Linked DNA regions of Mus musculus: region 1 is linked to region 2. A link is a loop called in an ENCODE intact Hi-C map of the cell type or tissue named here. Cell type or tissue: heart. All regions are shown on one strand. Links, peaks and the distances in the headings refer to the core of each region. The heading gives the core; the rest is flanking DNA.

The links. Peaks named below come from ENCODE experiments on the same cell type or tissue, not always from the same donor. Only the 100,000 strongest peaks of a DNase experiment are listed, where the experiment ranks them.
Region 1: a loop joins it to region 2, with 10 times the contacts of the local background. A loop is called at or near these places in 3 of 42 quality-filtered maps.

What each region holds. Positions count from the first base shown.
Region 1 is chr5:65,933,311-65,941,763 of GRCm38, forward strand. It overlaps a transcript of Chrna9 not described here. Among named protein-coding and RNA genes, the nearest start is that of 4930480C01Rik, 14 kb to the right of the region's middle. In heart, for the core only: a CTCF peak has its summit at 4,919 (motif pointing left); a DNase peak (open chromatin) is centred at 4,901; H3K27ac peaks cover 626 bases.
Region 2 is chr5:65,695,122-65,703,638 of GRCm38, forward strand. Pds5a (PDS5 cohesin associated factor A) reads right to left here and starts at 3,115. Exons shown (of 33, transcript NM_001081321.3): 1 at 2,629-3,115; 2 at 1,642-1,816. The coding sequence starts at 1,776. In heart, for the core only: CTCF peaks have their summits at 1,827, 3,187 and 3,400; DNase peaks (open chromatin) are centred at 1,980, 2,580 and 3,220; H3K4me3 peaks cover 3,517 bases; H3K27ac peaks cover 2,918 bases.

The DNA of each region.
Region 1 (8,453 bases), core at 454-8,453, 240 kb after region 2:
GCTCTTAACCGCTGAGCCATCTCTTCAGCCCAGTTGTATTTATTTTTAAAGATTTATTTGTGTGTATGTGTGTGTGTGTGTGTGTGAGAGAGAGAGAGAGAGAGAGTCACATGTGTGCTGGTACCTGCATAGGCCAGAGGAGGGCATCAGATCCCCTGGAGCTGAAGTTTCGAGCTGACTGGCAGGAGCTGGAAACCAAATTTGAGTCTTCAGAAGAATAGTAAATGGTCATAAACACGGATCCATCTCTTCCATCCTTTCATTTGTCTTCTAACTAATATATTCCTGTATGCTCTACACGGAGTCATGGTCCATGCTCTAGACCAAGAAACTGGAATTGGTTTACAAAGGAAAAGACCCTTCATGATTCTCCAAATTGTTTCTGCTTGTCAGTTAGACATGTGTGGGCAGCATCAAATCAAATTGCACAGGGAGCTGAGATGAGTTTAATTTTCAGGACAGTACATGTAGAATTGGAACACTCTGTCTTGGAAACACTGCTTGATGCCAGCCCATGACAGCTGGCAGTGAACTGGTTTGTGCAAGTGTCACCTCTGCTTTGCTGTTCCTCACAGCCACAAGTCTGAGGTTAACAGGCCACTGGACCACAGTCTCATTTATTTATTTTTTTTCTTCCCACCTTGTCTTGAAAAGCCACACTTGAGCAGGCAGCCCTCCTTCTGCCTGGAAGTAGAAGGGCGGTAGAAGAGTGGTTGGTACTTTTCTGATTCCCAGGAGGTTCAGGTGTGAACCCCTGAGGATCCCTGCCAGTTTCGATCTGAGAGGACCTTGCTGAGTTACACAAGCATAGAGAGCTAGTCAAAAAAAAAAAAAAGTCACTGTGTCCCTAGAGGTAAGCACCCAAAGTGACATGTTAGTGATTCCTTAGACCAAAGAGCAGAAGTATCCAGTGAAATCCAGGCTGCCATTGCTAATGTCAGACGACTAAGTGTAGCCAAAGGGTCTCTGGGAGAAAGAAAGACTTTCCTAATAAACGCTGAGTGTGCCATAGAGTTTATGTGAATTGTCCTATTTAGTCGTGTCAAAAACTGTATTTGGTAGGTGTCTTAGTTAGGGTTTTGCTGCTGTGAACAGACACCATTACCAAGGCAAGTCTTATAAAAAACCAACATTTAATTGGGGCTAGCTTATAGGTTCAGAGGTTCAGTCCATTATCATTAAGGTGGGAGCATGGCAGCATCCATGCTGTCATGGCACAGGCAGAGCTGAGAGTTCTACGTCTTCATCCAAAGGCTGCTAGTGGAAGACTGACTCCTAGGCAACTAGGGTTAGGATCTTAAGCCCACACCCACAGAGGCACACCTACTCCAACCAGGTCACATCTCCAAATGGTGCCACTCCCTTGCCCAAGAATATACAAACCATCACAGAAGGACTTTGCAAATGCCATTTAAATTGCATTTATTTATTTGTTTGTTTGTTTATTCATTCATACTCTCTTTCTCACAAGGGTAGAAGTAACGGCTGAAGACAGTTTGTAACAGAAGCAGCAAAAGGGAAAAAAAAGAAAAGAATAGAAAAAAAAAAGAAAGGAAAGAAAGTGAAAAGAGGGACTTTGGGGACCCCAGACACCTGCCTAAGGCCACCCTGAGTCCCACAGTGCACAGAGGGCACACAAACTGCAGCTGCAGTCTTCGAGGAGAAGGAAGGGATGGTGTACTCGGCAGATGCAGACGTGCATGGGAGGCCTCGCCAGCCACAAGGTAAGTCACACCAGTCAAGTGGCCATATTCTCACCAAGGAACTTTTCTGGACCACTATAGAAGTGATACTATGTAGGGAAGGGCTGTGCTTTAAGAATTAGGGAGAAAACTCAGCAATTCTGTATCCCCAGGTAAGTGTGTTTAAATGGTCTTGGCAATGTCATACTGACTCATCCAGGCCGTTCTTTTCTATAAACGGGGCCGACACACATTCATAACACGCCAAAGGGACAAAGGAAACACTAATCCTCAAAGCAGGGATTGGAGACACTGGGTGCCATCAAATAGAGAGAAACTCTGTCAACTTCCCTTTTCCTCAGTTCTGCTGTGGGCATCTCTTACCTTTTACCTCTTTCTTTTCGTTTAGTGATGAAATAGCTCCTAAGTTCATCAGAACAATCCCGTTCCAAGCCAATGACCAGCTCTTCAGATGAGCTAAACTCCAGCTCTGTTGGACTCCAGGTAGCCACTAACATAGCATTTAGCATTCTTTCTTCCCCTTTCTGCCACATCTCATCTCACAGCTCTAGACTCCCCCATAACTACCCTGAGGAGCTAGATGGTATGGTGGAAACACAGCAGTTGTGTGAGGTGTGCCTACTGCTGCTGCAGCCTGGCTAGGAGTGAGCAGGAGAACCCAGGGCCCTGCATTTGGATGCTGATAGAGCAACAACCCTCCCCTACACACACCCCAAAGGATTAAGCTCTTTCTGCAGAGGGAGTCTGGGAAGATTGGATAAACTCTTTGAGTAAGGAAGGTATTAGCTGGGAAATGATGCAGCAAGTACTCCAGGGGCGCCTGGGACCCTGATGGAGTCTGTCCTTGTGTTGGACAAGACGGCCCTAAAGACAAGGCAGGCATTACAGGAGTTGCTAGTGGCTATGACAGAAGGTATCTGGTTTTCTTTTCTCTTCCTTTCCTTTTTAAAAACTCTTTTATGTGTATGAGTGTTTTGCCTGCATGTATATCTACACATGTCTGTGCCCAGTGCCCATGGATGCCAGAAAAAGGTATTAGATCTCCTGGGACTGGAGTTACAGATGTTTGTGAGCTTCCACATGGGTGCTCAGAACTGAATCCTGGAAAAGCAGCCAGTGCCCTTTAACCACTGAGTCACCTTGCCCGTTCAATACCGGGTACTCAGAAGGCTTCCTGTAGCTGATTCCATTGCACACAAGGTTTTAGAAATGACCTGTGGCTCAAGATGTTTTGTTTCCCTGATCACGTCCCATTTCTTACTCCAAATTGTGGCGTCCAATGTAGGTAGTAGAGTGGTAGCCACGTTGCTCATGATAACATGGCTGTATGGTAGATGGGGGCTTAGAAAAATGATGGGGTACTATCACATGGAGGCCAGAAAGTGAATGACAAGATGCAAGTCTCCCTGAGTGCCCGAATGGAGTGGATGAAAGCGGGAGTGTAGCCCCTCAATGTTGTGGCTGATGCCTCTCCTCTCTAGTGCTGGGACCCAGCAATGCTTGGGAGGAAGGGGAATATATGTGAACCAAGCGTATCCATCCCTCTGGCTTCTTCTTCCTGTAGTCCCCCAACTCTTACGCATGTTAGCGAATGGGGAATCGGGGTCTGAAATAGGAGTTTGGGTCAGGGATACTGCAGTTCAGCATTTCTTCTTGTCTTTGGAATGAGTCTTTCACCTTATCAACAAAACCAAACAAAACAAACAAAAACAAAAGCAAAAAGAAAACAACCTTCAGGTGAAATCTGCAAGTAGAAAAGGCACTATTTACCAGCTATTGTGATTTACCCGAAGTTGACTGGATTCTTAAAATGAATGTTCCTTTTGCTTTCACAGTAGTTTAGAAAACACTGGGGGGCTGGCTATGAAGGCTGACACAGACTGCTCTTGCATGGGGCATGAGTTCTGTTTCTAGTGCCTACACCAGGTGACTCAGAACCACCTGTAATGTGACTCAAGTTCCAGGTGATCCGATGGCCCTGCCTCTGTGACATGTGCACATGCCTCCATTCCACCCCATATAATTTTTAAAGGACATTTTACACTAGCTTATAGATCCTGTATTAATTGTTATGATACATGGGTTGCTGCGACAAGACGGCTGTTCTCCCACAGATGGGGAAGTTAAGAGTGGAGACAGCTCACCCAAGGTCACACAGCCAGCAAGTGGCAGAGTTTAGGGTTTCTCTTACCCCGGCACCTGTCACCATTATTCTTAGAGATGAGAAGTCACTTGGACACATAGCACGCACTCCAGTTCAGATTGCCAGCTTCCCTCTGGGTTGTTTCCGACAGGTGCATTGTGACCCTCTGGGCATTTCAATGATGGTCCCCCCCGCCCCCGGCTTTTATTTCTGTCCTGGAATTTGCAGCCTTGACTCATGAGGAATGCATTCGGGAGCATTCAGGTTTAGGGAGACAGACATTCTTCTTCAGCGACAGAAGAGGAAGAAAAGGAAGAAGCAGAGAGAGCTCAGCTGAAGGGGAGGAATTGTTCTAGCAGGGGTGGGAGTCAGAGCCACTTCCCTCTGACCTGAAAGGCTGGGGGCTCCCCTCTGCCTCCTGTCTTGGGTCGAAGTAATTCTGCAGGTCAACCAGTTGCAATGCCAGCTTTTGTGAAAAGTCTCCTGAAATCTATCTAACTTGTTTGAATGTCATTTTCCTGTCTAGAAAACGGAGATGGTGATGTTGTCTTCTGCACTGGGCCAAAGAGGATTTAAGAGAGTAATTCACTAGCTGAAGCAATTTGATTTTCTACTGAGAGGTTCTATGCATGTATAAATGGTCACATATCAGTGATATTTACATATCAGTGACATGTAAATGACACATACAAATCATTATCAATTTTAAATTATCGATAACATTATCAATTATCAGTACATATCCGCTATATATATATATATATATAAATGATAATAAAATATCAGTCAAAATTTCAAAGATCTTAGTGATTAGCACAAGAGAACTTTAAGAAAACATTGGACATGTTGTAGCTATGACAAAAAGTAGATTCGAGAGAAGGAATGTCTAAGACCAGCACGTAAAAACAGTAGAACCAGCCTCCTTTTTTCAGGAAGTGACTCCATTTTGACAAAGTCTTGGGCAATATGACGTTGGACACAGAAACCCAGGAGACCTGAGTCTATACTGAGACCTGAAGTCATGTGCCTATGAGGAACCCTGGACGGTCATCTCCTGCTGCCCTCTGCTGGTCATGGGTGATTCCTGCATCTTGAGAGGAGGTTAGAGAGAACCTGTGTGCCACCACCCTTCCTGGCCCTCTCTTGCCTCTTCTTTTCCCATCCACAGTGGTCCCACTGAGGCTTGGCCTACAGCCTTCAAAGTGTCACTTTCTCTGCAGCATACCTAAAGGTCCCCCAGTTCTCCCTAAGTTCTTATAAACTGGCAGAGAATGCTGAGATGCTCAGGAGTAAAGAACCAGCGAGAGAGCTTTCCTGGAGAGCGTTTGTTCTAAAGAGTAAACATTTGTTTTAATGATTTAACAAAGCAAGTAAAGTCTGGCTTAGCAGTGCATGCCTATAACCCCAGCATTTCGGAGACTGAGGCAGAGGGATTGCGCTAAACTCAAGGCTACTTGGCTACATAATGCGTTCTAGGCCAAGCTTTGTCTAAAGTGAGACCATGAGACCATGTCAATAAACAAAAGTCAGAGGAAGTGAAATGCAGGCTAGCCTCAAACTCACAGAGATCCACCCGCCTTTGCCTCCTGAGTGCTGGGATTAAAGGCGTGCGCCACTGTGCCCAATGGCCCTCCTCTTTAAGAAGGAATCAAGCTTTTAGGGATGAAATCTTTTTATTTCTTTCGTGGTAATTCTGGAAGAAAATTTCAAAAAAAGTTTTACTTTTTTTTTGGTATGAGATTGATTTTATTTTACTTGAAAATGAAAAGCTGAAATTACTGGTTTTATAAAAAGTTTAAAAAATGTAGTTTTTGCTCATACAAATATAGGCAGCCAAAGGTAGGGGTGGTAACTCCAGGTACATCACTGGGGTCGTTCTACCTTTCTATGTGGGGGTAGATATGGGCAATATCCGTTGTATATGTAAGTAAATTTTTCAATAATGAATAAAAGATGAAAAACATATTGAATGAAAAAATTAGAGATAAACAATTCACAAATTTCAAATTGACACTGTTCTTAGTAGCATAATAAAATCTCCTGCTGGCCTGCCACCCAGGAGGGGAATTGCTCCTTTGTCCAGTGTATCAATTCTGTATGGTCCCTGCCCACTGGATACATAGTAGCCATCTCTTTGTCAGATCAACCGCCCACATCCCGTGGTACATGCATTTAAGTATCTCTCCCACACTAGCCTAAAGCTATGCTAATTTCATCTTTAGGCTCTGTATCCTCTCACATTGCTGGAAGAAGAGTGAATACAAACTGCAATTCAGTAATCAGGGCTTGGTGGCTCACTCCTCTAATCTCAGTACTTAGGTGGCTGAGGTAGGGGGGCTGTAAAGTGAAACCTTGTCACAGAATGACAAGAACTGTTTGTTCCTAGAAAGAAACTGTATTTTATAACTTTAATTGCAGTGGATTGTCACAACTGTTCTATTTTACTACCATTATTATTGTTAATTTCTTTTTTCTTTCCTTTTTTTTTTTTGTTTGTTTGTTTTTTGTTTTTTGAGACAAGGTTTCTCTGTGTAGCCCTGGCTGTTCTGGAACTCACTTTGTAGACCAGGCTGGCCTCGAACTCAGAAATTCACCTGCCTCTGCCTCCCAAGTGTTGGGATTAAAGGCATGCGCCACCACTGCCCAGCCTGTTACTTTCTTTTGTACTTGATTATAAATTACTCATTATATATATATATATATATATATATATATATATATATATATATATATATATATACATGTGTGTGTGTGTGTGTGTGTGTGTGTGTGTGTGTGTATGCATGGGTATTGTGCATGTGAATGTGTGGACTGCAGACTTCAGAAGAGGGTATCATGTTTCCTGGTGCTGGGGTTACAGGCAGTAGTGAACCACCCAATGTGGGGACTGGGAACCAGGTTCTCTGGAAGAACTCTCTGTGTTTCAGCGTTCCACTGGGGGGGAGGGGGGAGTGTCACCTACAGGTAGGAGGGACTGCTCTGTCTGCTTTCCTTCTCTTGTGAATGTTAAGGCTATGGATGCTTAAGACCAGATGAGGGATTTATGTTCTTGGTTATCCTTTTACTTGATGTCTCCGGAGGCTCTCCTTGCCTTCCTGCAGGAGCTGGTTAGACATGGGGTCCTTGACCAGGGCATCCTCTTTATTTTATCATAGACCTTTTGAAACAGACAGTGTGCAACTGATAAAACCCTCGTGATTGCAAAAATCTCTGTTTATGTCCCTTGGTCGTGGCTGTGATCTTTGATCTCCGACCACGGAGCCAGCAAGCATCTGCAACCAGATGATGAAGAGGGTACCCGCCATGTGCTCCTCAACCTTGAGGAAGTGGGGAATCTCAAGGATCCTGGATTAACCACATGGGGAGGGAGCCTTTTAGAACTCCTTTCAGCCACTCCGTTCCTCAGAGTAGCCAAAACAGCTATCTCACCAAGGCGAGAAAAGCTTTACCTGCCAAAGTTGCCCAACTTCCTTGAACACAACCCTGCCAGCCACTGGACTTCTAAGAAATGGCTAGGCTGCAAATAATAGCCATTGTGCGTGCTTCCTAAAGTTGGTGCATGGACCTATTGGTGGATGGTCGCTATGGCTATGAGATGCTGCCTTTTTTCCTCTCTGTGACACAGAGGATAGCTGAGTGACAAGGATGGCAGTCATTCGATGCAGACAGACACAGCTGGATGACACCTCTCTTCCAGTGGGATATACCTCAGGGTCAAGAAGACTAGGCCTGATTAAAGGGGAAAGGAACCTAGAATGTTCTGGAACAAGGCAAAATTTATCAGGAAGGCTGATAAAATCCTATCTGACTTCAAGCAAGTGACAGCAGTTTCCTTCCTGGGGGCTGCCCAGTGTTTGACCTCCTCCTGCTTGATAAGTAATTTGGATTCTCTATGTCAGCCTGCTTTGACCAGGGCCCAGCCCTCTGACACACCACTACATTCAATTCTAGATGGTCACTTTGTTGCATTTACTGGGGGTTCACTAGGTGCCAGGCACTTTTCAGATATGCTTTTTCTTCTTTCTTATCATTTTATGCAATTATGTCTCAGTTTGGGTTACTATTGCTGTGATGAAACACCATGACCAAAGCAGCTTGGGGAGGAAAGGGTTTATTTAACTCACAGTTCCATAAAACCGTTCATCATCAAAAGCATTGAGGGCAGGGACTCAAGCAGGGCAGGAAGCTGGAGGCAGGAGGTGATGCAGAGGCCGTGGAGGAGGAGGGCTGCTTACTGGCTTGCCTCCCATAGCTTGCTCAGCCTGCTTTGTTATAGCACCCAGGACCTCCAGCCCAGGGATGGCACTACCCACAATGGATTGGGCCCTCCCTTATCAATTACTAATTAAGAAGATGCCTTACAGCCGGGCATGGTGGCGAACACCTTTAATCCCAGCACTTGGGAGGCAGAGGCAGGCAGATTTCTGGGTTCAAGGCCAGCCTGGTATACAAAGTGAGTTCCAGGACAGCCAGGGCTACACAGAGAAACCCTGTCTCGAAAAACCAAAACAAATAAACAAACAGACCAACAACAAAAAACTCTAACTTGTGTCAAGTTGGCATAAAGCTAGCCAGCACAAATTGTTTGAAAGTTGGCCCAGGTTGGC
Region 2 (8,517 bases), core at 90-8,089:
CCTGAGTTTAATATGTGCTCCCTGCACAAGTCCCTACCTCTAGCCCTGGAAAAAGAAATGGAAAGAAAATGGAAAAGGTGCCTTTTAATTAAAGAAACCAGGTCTTTCAAAAAGGCAACAAATGGAAACTTAAACACAGGAACACTTTAAACACACAACATTTACTGGGCACTGTGCTCAATCCTAAAATCAGGCCCTAGAAATCCATTTTATAAAGTTGCATAAGGCAGAAACATTGTCCTCGATGTTCCCTGCCTAGCCTTCCACCATGTCTGACTTTGAAGTGCACCTTTTAACACAATGGGTCTCAACCTTCCTATTGCTTCCTCATGTTGTGGTGACCTCAAACAAAATAATTGCATTGCTACTTCATAACTGTAATTTTGCTACTGTTATGAATTACAGTGTTAATACCTAATAGACAGGATATCAGATAGTTGGGGGGGGGTCTCGACTCACAGGTTGAGAACCACTGTTGTTGGCAGGGTGTGGTTATGCCACTAGTGTTTTGGGAAGTGGAGGCAGGAAAATGGTTAAGTTCAAGGGCAGGCAGCTGGGTTACTAGTCCTCTTTTTTTTTTTTTTTTTAAAGATTTATTTTACTTATATGAGCACACTGTAGCTGTCTTCAGACACACCAGAAAGGGCCATCAGATCCCATTACAGATGGTTGTGAGCCACCATGTGGTTGCTGGGAATTGAACTCAGGACCTCTGGAAGAGCAGTCAGTGCTCTTAACTGCTGAGCCATCTCTCCAGCCCACTAGTCCTCTCTTAAACAAGTCATCAAACCCATTCTTTGCCTCTCCCACTGTCCACACTGTACTTCAATAGTTTAAGATCTTTCACTAGACAACTGTTAGCCTCCTCACAGAACGTCACAGCCTACTCCCCACAAGCCAACTGTGACAACCAAAATGACTCTGAAATTGCCTACAACACCCCCTGGTGCATCAAAGTTGTCCAAAGTGACAATCACTGCTCGAAACTGATTCCATAACAAACACTGCCCTATGCAGTAGCAGAAAAGTTAAGTCCCAAAATGACAGCGCAAGATTGTTACACCAAGAAAACCGGTGCGCACACACAAACACAAACTCACAGACATATCAACAATCCCGTCCTTCAACTCTCTTGGGCATGTGTACTAAAATCATCATTTCTCCTTAAGCTCGAATTCTGAAAAATCTGTACACTGTATTAAGTTTAGCCCACTGTATAGATAGTTAAGCTCCCATTAGAAAATTACGAGAATCTAAGGGGGACAATATGGTTGTTTGTGCTCAAGTCAGTCTTTTCTTGGAGTAGATAATAATAGGAACTTTCGTGGGTAAAATCACTGTCTACACCTCAGGGTATCGAGCCCCTTAAACAACATCCACTAAATAAAATAACCACAAGGGAAACAACTAACCATGCATGCGTTCTTATGGACAGAAAATGATCACACTCTTTAAATTCCCCGTCCTTTCAGAACTTATCCAAAGATACCGCCAAGTTAGAACAGGACTTTTCCGGGGCGGTTAAGATATCTTCAAAAACTTAGTACTAAAAACTCCAAAGGCCAGGTTGAGAGTAGTCCAATGAAACCACACGAGTCACAAAAGCCATCCAGAGCGCAGATCGCCGACCCAGACCCTTACCTTCAGACGTTTGATCATTTCATCGGTGGTGATCTTGTCGGTGATCTCTTTTACTCCCGGAGGGTAAGCGATCTTCCCGTCCGCACTCACGACGCCACAGAGGGCAGTGGCAGGCTTCGGCTGCGTGAAGTCCATCCTGGGGAATAACTTTTCTCTCACAGTCCTCTACCGGCCTCTATCGGTCAGAAAATCAAAGTTCAGCGGGAAAAGGGGCGACTTTGTAACCTCTTTTTCATTTCAAAAATCTCTAATCTAGAAAGGGCCCTTTCTTCCCCCCGAGGCCGGGGACCCCGCCACTCGCTCCTTCCCTGGGTTTCGGACCCGGCTAGGCGTCCGCCACCCCCACCCGAGCCAGCCCCGGTGCCACGGGGTTCTCGGCTGCAGCAGCCCCGGCCGCGAGAGGCGCCGAGCAGCTCCCGGAGTTTCCTAGCCCTCTTTTCACAATGAAATGTATCCCCGAGCACCTAGGACGGAAGTTTGGTGGCCTCGGGGGGACATTGAGGACCCAACGGCCCCACTTGGCTCAGGAGAAGCGGCTGGGTCCCCGCCTGGCCGGTCACCTCCGGGAAAGGAGACTCGAGGCCTAGAGGGTTCAGCTTAGGCCGCAAAACTAGGTACCCAAGAGGACCCACGCGCGGCGCCGGCGCCCGGGAGCAGAACGCCATAGCCGTGCCGAGCCCCGGGCTCCCGGCGTCCCCGCCGCGCGGCCGCCCCTCCCCGGCCAGCCCGCCACCCCCGCCAGCCGCCCGAGCCCCTCGCCAGGAAGCGAAGGACCCGGCTCCGCACTTCACATTTTTGTTCCTTAACTTCAGCAACCGAGCCCGGCGGCATCTCAAGCCCCTCGGTCGCCCGGCGCTCCTCGGCACCGCCAAGGCCTGAGCCGCCGCTCCGGGCAACCCCGCCGGGCCTCCGCGCGCGCCCTCCCCTGCGGTCTCCCCTTCCGTCCCTCCCTCGCCGCCGAGGGCGCGAGCCCGGCCGCCGCTTTACCTCCTCCTCATGCGGGCGGACGGTGCAGCGAGCGCCGGGCCTCTGTCAGGTGGTTGCGCCGCCGCCGCCGCCCCTCGTCGGGCTGCACACAAAGCGGCTCCGTCCGTCCCGCCGCCGCCGCCGCCGCCGCCCGCCCGCCCCGGAGCGGCGCTGGGGCTGGCGGTGCCGAGGAGCAGCCGCCGCGGGGGGAGAAGCGGGCCGAGCGTGCGCCGGCCGGGGCGACACTGCCGCTCTCCGTCGGGCTGAGGAAGCGCAGCCTCGGCCGCGGCTCCTCCGAGAGCCCGCGCGCGGGTGCACGCCCGCGCGTCCCCCGCGCCCGCCCGGCCGCTCGCTCGCTCGCCGGCCGGCCGCCCGCACCTCGCGCCCACCCGCACCAGACGCCCTCTCGCCGCGGCGCGCTCCCGGCCCGCCCGTGCCCCGCGGAGCCTGAGCGTCGCCGCGCACAGCCGGAGCCCGTCACGCGAGCGGCGCGAGAGCCCGCGAGAGCACCGCGCGCCTCGCTCCCGCCCCTTCTTCCGCCGGCCGAGCCCCCGCCTCCCTCGAGCCCGACGCGGCCGCGCGCGTGGTGGACAGCGCCGCCACCCGTTTGGCGCCAAGACCTGCCCGCGCGGGCGCCTCCGGGGGGCCGGCAGCCGAGCCGGCGCGCGGAGGAGGAGCCCCGGTGGCGGGAAGCGGACCCCGGGAGGCGCGGCTTTGCGACACTCCCGGCCACCGCTGTCGCGGAGTCCGGGGCTCTTGAAGGCTTGGCTGGCGGGGATGTGACCGGACCGGTGGAGAAATGGTTAATTATCTGGAGAAACGGCTGCTTTCCCCTCCAAACAGAGCTCTGGAAGCCGAGGCAAAGTTTTACAACTCGGGCTGCTCATTCTCGCGTCTTCCGGAGAGTCGCCCTAGGTCGCAGCCTACGACCTTAGTTAGACTCCTACCATTAAGGTTTTCAAAGCTGCAAAATAGGAAGTTGGCATGCGATCTCAAGCTATGGTGCCGGGGCTTCTGGCCTCCCAGTCATTTTGGGTACAGGCTGAAAACACAGACTAGGGTTCCTGATAGTGAAGCCCAGAAGAAGAAAGAGGGAGGGTGTTTTTAGAGATTTACAAATTACCTATGTGAATCTGAGACCTCTTTTTTTTTTTTAAGTTGTGAATACACCAAAGCTCTACTTTTTCTCTCCTCCAAAGGAAAGGCTTGCCAAAGAAAACTTAGTGCAGCGGTGCTTGAGCAATTTAAGGTAAATATTGAAGCGAATGAACCTGAACAATACACACATAATTTCAGGAAACCACCTTTTAAAACAATAAGCAAGCCGGGCAGTGGTGGCACACGCCTTTAATCCCAGCACTTGGGAGGCAAAGGCAGGCGGATTTCTGAGTTCGAAGCCAGCCTGGTCTACAGAGTGAGTTCCCGGACAGCCAGGGACAGCCAGGGCTACACAGAGAACCGTCTCAAAAAAACAAAAACAATAAGCAGAAGGGGGTGATGGTGGTGCACGCCCTTAATCCTAGCATTTGGGAGATAGAGGCAAGCGGATCTCTTGAGTTCAAGGCACCCTGGTCAATCGAGCTAGCTCCAGGACGTCAGACAGCCAGGGCAACAAAGAACCCCTGTCTCAAAAAAAGTAAAAAATATTAATAATAATAATGAAAAGAGGAAGAAGCTAGGCCGTTATGGTTCACGCCTTTCAACGGGAGGCAGAGGCAGGCAAATCTTTGATTTCGAGGCTAGCCTGGTCTACAGAGTAAGTTCCAGGATGGCCAGGGAAACCCTATCTCAAAAAAACAGAAAGAAGAAGCTGGCAGCAATTGAATTTATACATTGTTCTTTAAAATGCCCACCTTTTAACTGGCCTATGGTTGCAGCTAAATCAAAAGATTTAGGCAAGAGGATTTTTTTGAACTCAAGATTTCCAGTAATATGAATATGCTAGTAATACGTGGCAGGGAGGAGCCAGGTCTCCTCTGATATGCCAGTGGTCCCAGAACTTGGAAGGCTGAGGTAAAAAGATTTGGGAGACCTAAAGAATAAAAACAGGAGGGGAAAAAATGTATTGGTTTTTTTTGTTTGTTTGTTTGATTGGTTTTGGCAGAGTCCCACCATATCCTGAGGCCAGCCTGGAACTTACTATATAGCCCAGGCTGGCTCCTCAGTCTTCCTGTCTCCATCTCTGAAGTACAGGGATTGCAGATAGGCACCCTTATGTGCCATTATGCCCAGCAACTATCCATTATTGAAAGGTATTCTCATATAGGAAGGTAAAAATATAATATGCAGTGTATTACTTTGTTATTATTTCTCTAAACCACTGTTTCACCTTTGTGGAGACAAACCATCACCAAGGCAATTCTTATGAAAGAAAACATTCAATTAGGGCCTTTCTTACAGTTTCAGAGGCTTGGTCAACTACCCCAAAGCATGAAGGGAGGCAGAAGAGAGACACTGGGCCGAGCTTGGACTTTTGAAACCTTAAGGCCCACCCCCATAGCTACACTTCCTCTACAAAGCTAAACCTCCCAATCCTTTCAAATAGTGCCGGTTTTCCTGGCGACTTGTAAACCTGGCCGGCCATTCTTATGCAAACCTCCTATAGAGTATAACCTTGTAAGCTTTCAAAAGATAGTAAACCCTGAGATTTGTAACCTACTTGAAACAATTGCAATACTCTTTAGTGTCTGTAACCCAAGCCAGCCTTACTTTGCAGCAATACTCCTCTCAATGACTACGCCATATTTACATTTTTACTTAATTTTTATATTAAAAGAAAAAGTTTATCGGGTTACTTATAAGAATTTGGATGAGGATCTTTAGGAACAAGAGAAATCACAGGACAAATTGCAATTTACAATAGGAAGTTTTGCTTTTGCATTATTCAATACAGTGGCCACTAGCCATGATCCTAGAGAAATGATGACTTTTTTTTTTTTTTTTTTTTTTTTTTTTGGTTTTTCAAGACAGGGTTTTTCTGTGTAGCCCTGGCTGTCCTGGAACTCACTCTGTAGACCAGGCTGGCCTCGAACTCAGAAATCCACCTGCCTCTGCCTCTCAAGTGCTGGGATTAAAGGTGTGTACCACCACTGCCCGGCTTCTTTACTTTTTTATTGGATATTTTCTCTTTTTTCCTTTCTTTTTTTTTTTTTTTTTTTTTTTTTGGTTTTTTGAGTACACAGGATTTCTCTGTGTAGCCCTGGCTGTCCTAGAACTCACTATGTAGACCAGGCTAGCCTTGAACTCAGAAATCAGCCTGCTTCTGCCGCCCAAGTGCTGGGATTAAAAGCATGTGCCACTAGGCACTGAGGATATTTTATTTACATTTCAGATATTATCCCCATTCCTGGTTTCCCCTCCAAAAGCCCCCACCCCACCCCATCCCTCTGTTCACCAACCCACCCACTCCCACTTCCTGGCCCTGGCATTCCCCTATACTGGGGCATAGAGTCTTCACAGGACCAAGGGCCTCTCCTTCCAATGATAACCAACTAGGCCATCCTCTGCTACATATACAGCTAGAGCCATGGGTCCCACCATGTGTATTCTTTGGTTGGTGGTTTAGTCCCAGGGAGCTCTGGGGGTACTAGTTGGTTCATATTGTTGTTCCTCCTATGAGGCTGCAAACCCCTTCAGCTCTTTGGGTACTTTCTCTAGCTCCTTCATTGGGGACCCTGTGTTCAGTCCAATGGGTGACTATGAGCATCCACTTCTGTAATTGTCAGGCACTGGTTAAAAAAATGTAAGAGACAGGCTCTCACTATGTTACCCACACAGGCACTGGGATCCTAGGCTCAAATAACCCATCTTGTATCCGCCTCTTTAGCAGCCTGGACTATACTTTTTTATAAAGCGCTGGGGATGACAGTTGATACAGTGCTTGTCTAACATGCCCAGCACCACATACAATTGAGACTGGTGGCCCAGGCCTATAATCCCATCACTCTAGCAGGAGGGTCAGAAGTTCAAAGTTATCCTCAGCTACACAAGACTCTGAGTCAAAACAAGACAAAAAACAAACAGAAAAGGGAATGAAAGAGAGGAAGAATAAAAAGTGGATTGTCTACCTTCTACCTTCCACCTATGTGTGTGTATGCGTGTGTTTGTGCATGTAGACCTATATCCCTGTATTATTGGTTCTCAACCTTCCTAACGCTGAGAACCTTTAATACAGTTCCTTGTGTTGTAGTGACCCCCCCCACCATAAAATTATTTCATTGCTACATTACTGTAATTTTGTGTTACAAGTCATAATGCAAATATCTGATAATGCAGCTCCAAAGGGGTTGCGAGTCCCGGGTTGAGAACCACTGACCTATATGAGTTTAATTAGGGCTGCTTACAGGAGTGCAGATGAGGGATTGTTTGTGGGAGAGAGTGGCTCCACCCCTCTCTTTTTCCCCTAGCAACTACTAACTACCTCTATAGATCATAGCGGGGTGTAGGGTTTTGTGAACACCTCTCCCTGACACAGGACGATGTCTTCAGGCAGTAGCTGCTGCTGCTGCTGCTGCTCCCCTCTCTGCTGTTAGTGCTGGTTGGTTCCTGTCGCTGCAGTTTGTCAAGTGGTCATAAACAAAGAGATGAGAAGAGGGCTGGTGAGATGGCTCAGTGGGTAAGAGCACACTGACTGCTTTTCTGAAGGTCCTGAGTTCAAATCCCAACAACTACATGGTGGCTCACAACCACCCATAAAGAGATCTGACCTTCTGGTGTGTCTGAAGACAGCTACAGTGTACTTATGTATAATAAACAAATCTTTAGAGAGAGAGAGAGAGAGAGATTGAAATGAGAAGAGAAGAAAAGAAATTGGCTGACTACAGAAAATTGTTCTTGTCCCTAGGAAATAAGCAGGAAATAGGAAGGGATTAGGTCTGAATAAGGGTTGGAAGAGAGGTAGACATACATGACCTGTGATGGTTTGTATATGATCGGCCCAGGGAATAGCACTATTAGGTGTGGCCCTGTTGAAGTAGGCATGTCACTGTGGGTGTGGGCTTTAAGACCCTTATCCTAGCTTATCCTAGAAGTCAATCTTCCACCAGCAGCCTTCAATGAAGATGTTGAACTCTCAGCTCTGCCTGCACTATGCCTGCCTGGTCATTGCCATGCTCCCACCTTGATGATAATGGACTGAACCTCTGAACCTGTAAGCCAACCCCAATAAAATGTTGTCCTTTATAAGAGTTGCCTTGGTCATGGTGTCTCTTCACAGCAGTAAAACCCTAAGACACCTACGTATGCATATGCTCCTATAGATGTATGCAAATATACATGGGAGTGTGTGCACATGTATATATATATATATGTGTGTGTGTGTGTGTGTGTGTGTGTGTGTGTGTGTGTGTGTGTGTGTGTATGTAAGCCAGAGGCCAGCCTCTCAGGTCTTCACTTGTATTACTGGTATAAGGTCTTTAACTGAACCTGGAGTTTGTTGATTCAGGGAGGCTGGCTGACTCCCTAAATCTGCACCCAGTGTCACACCCCACAGATGTGCACTGCTGTAGGCTTTAAGACCCTTATCCTAGCTGCCTGGAAGCTGGATATGATTTCACATGGTCTGGGAATCTGAACTCAGGCCCTTGTGCTTGCACCACAGGGACCTTATCAACTGAACCAGCACGCCAGCCACTCTCTTCTTCATTTGCTCCCTTTCTTCCTTCCCCTTCCTTCCTTCCCCAGCACTTCCTTCCCCTTCCCCAGCACTCGGACTTGGTCCCCGGTGAGAAGGGAGAAGGAAGCCAGGGGAACAAACAGACACAGAGATCTGAGCTGCACGAGTGATGGTAAAGGCCAGGCAGGCCAGGTCTGGAAGAAGGGAGAACGGAGACAGACGGACAGGGGAGGCAGGAAGGATGCACAGCCGGGATGGAGCCTCTAAGTCGGATGCGGTCTAGGGCTTTACACATG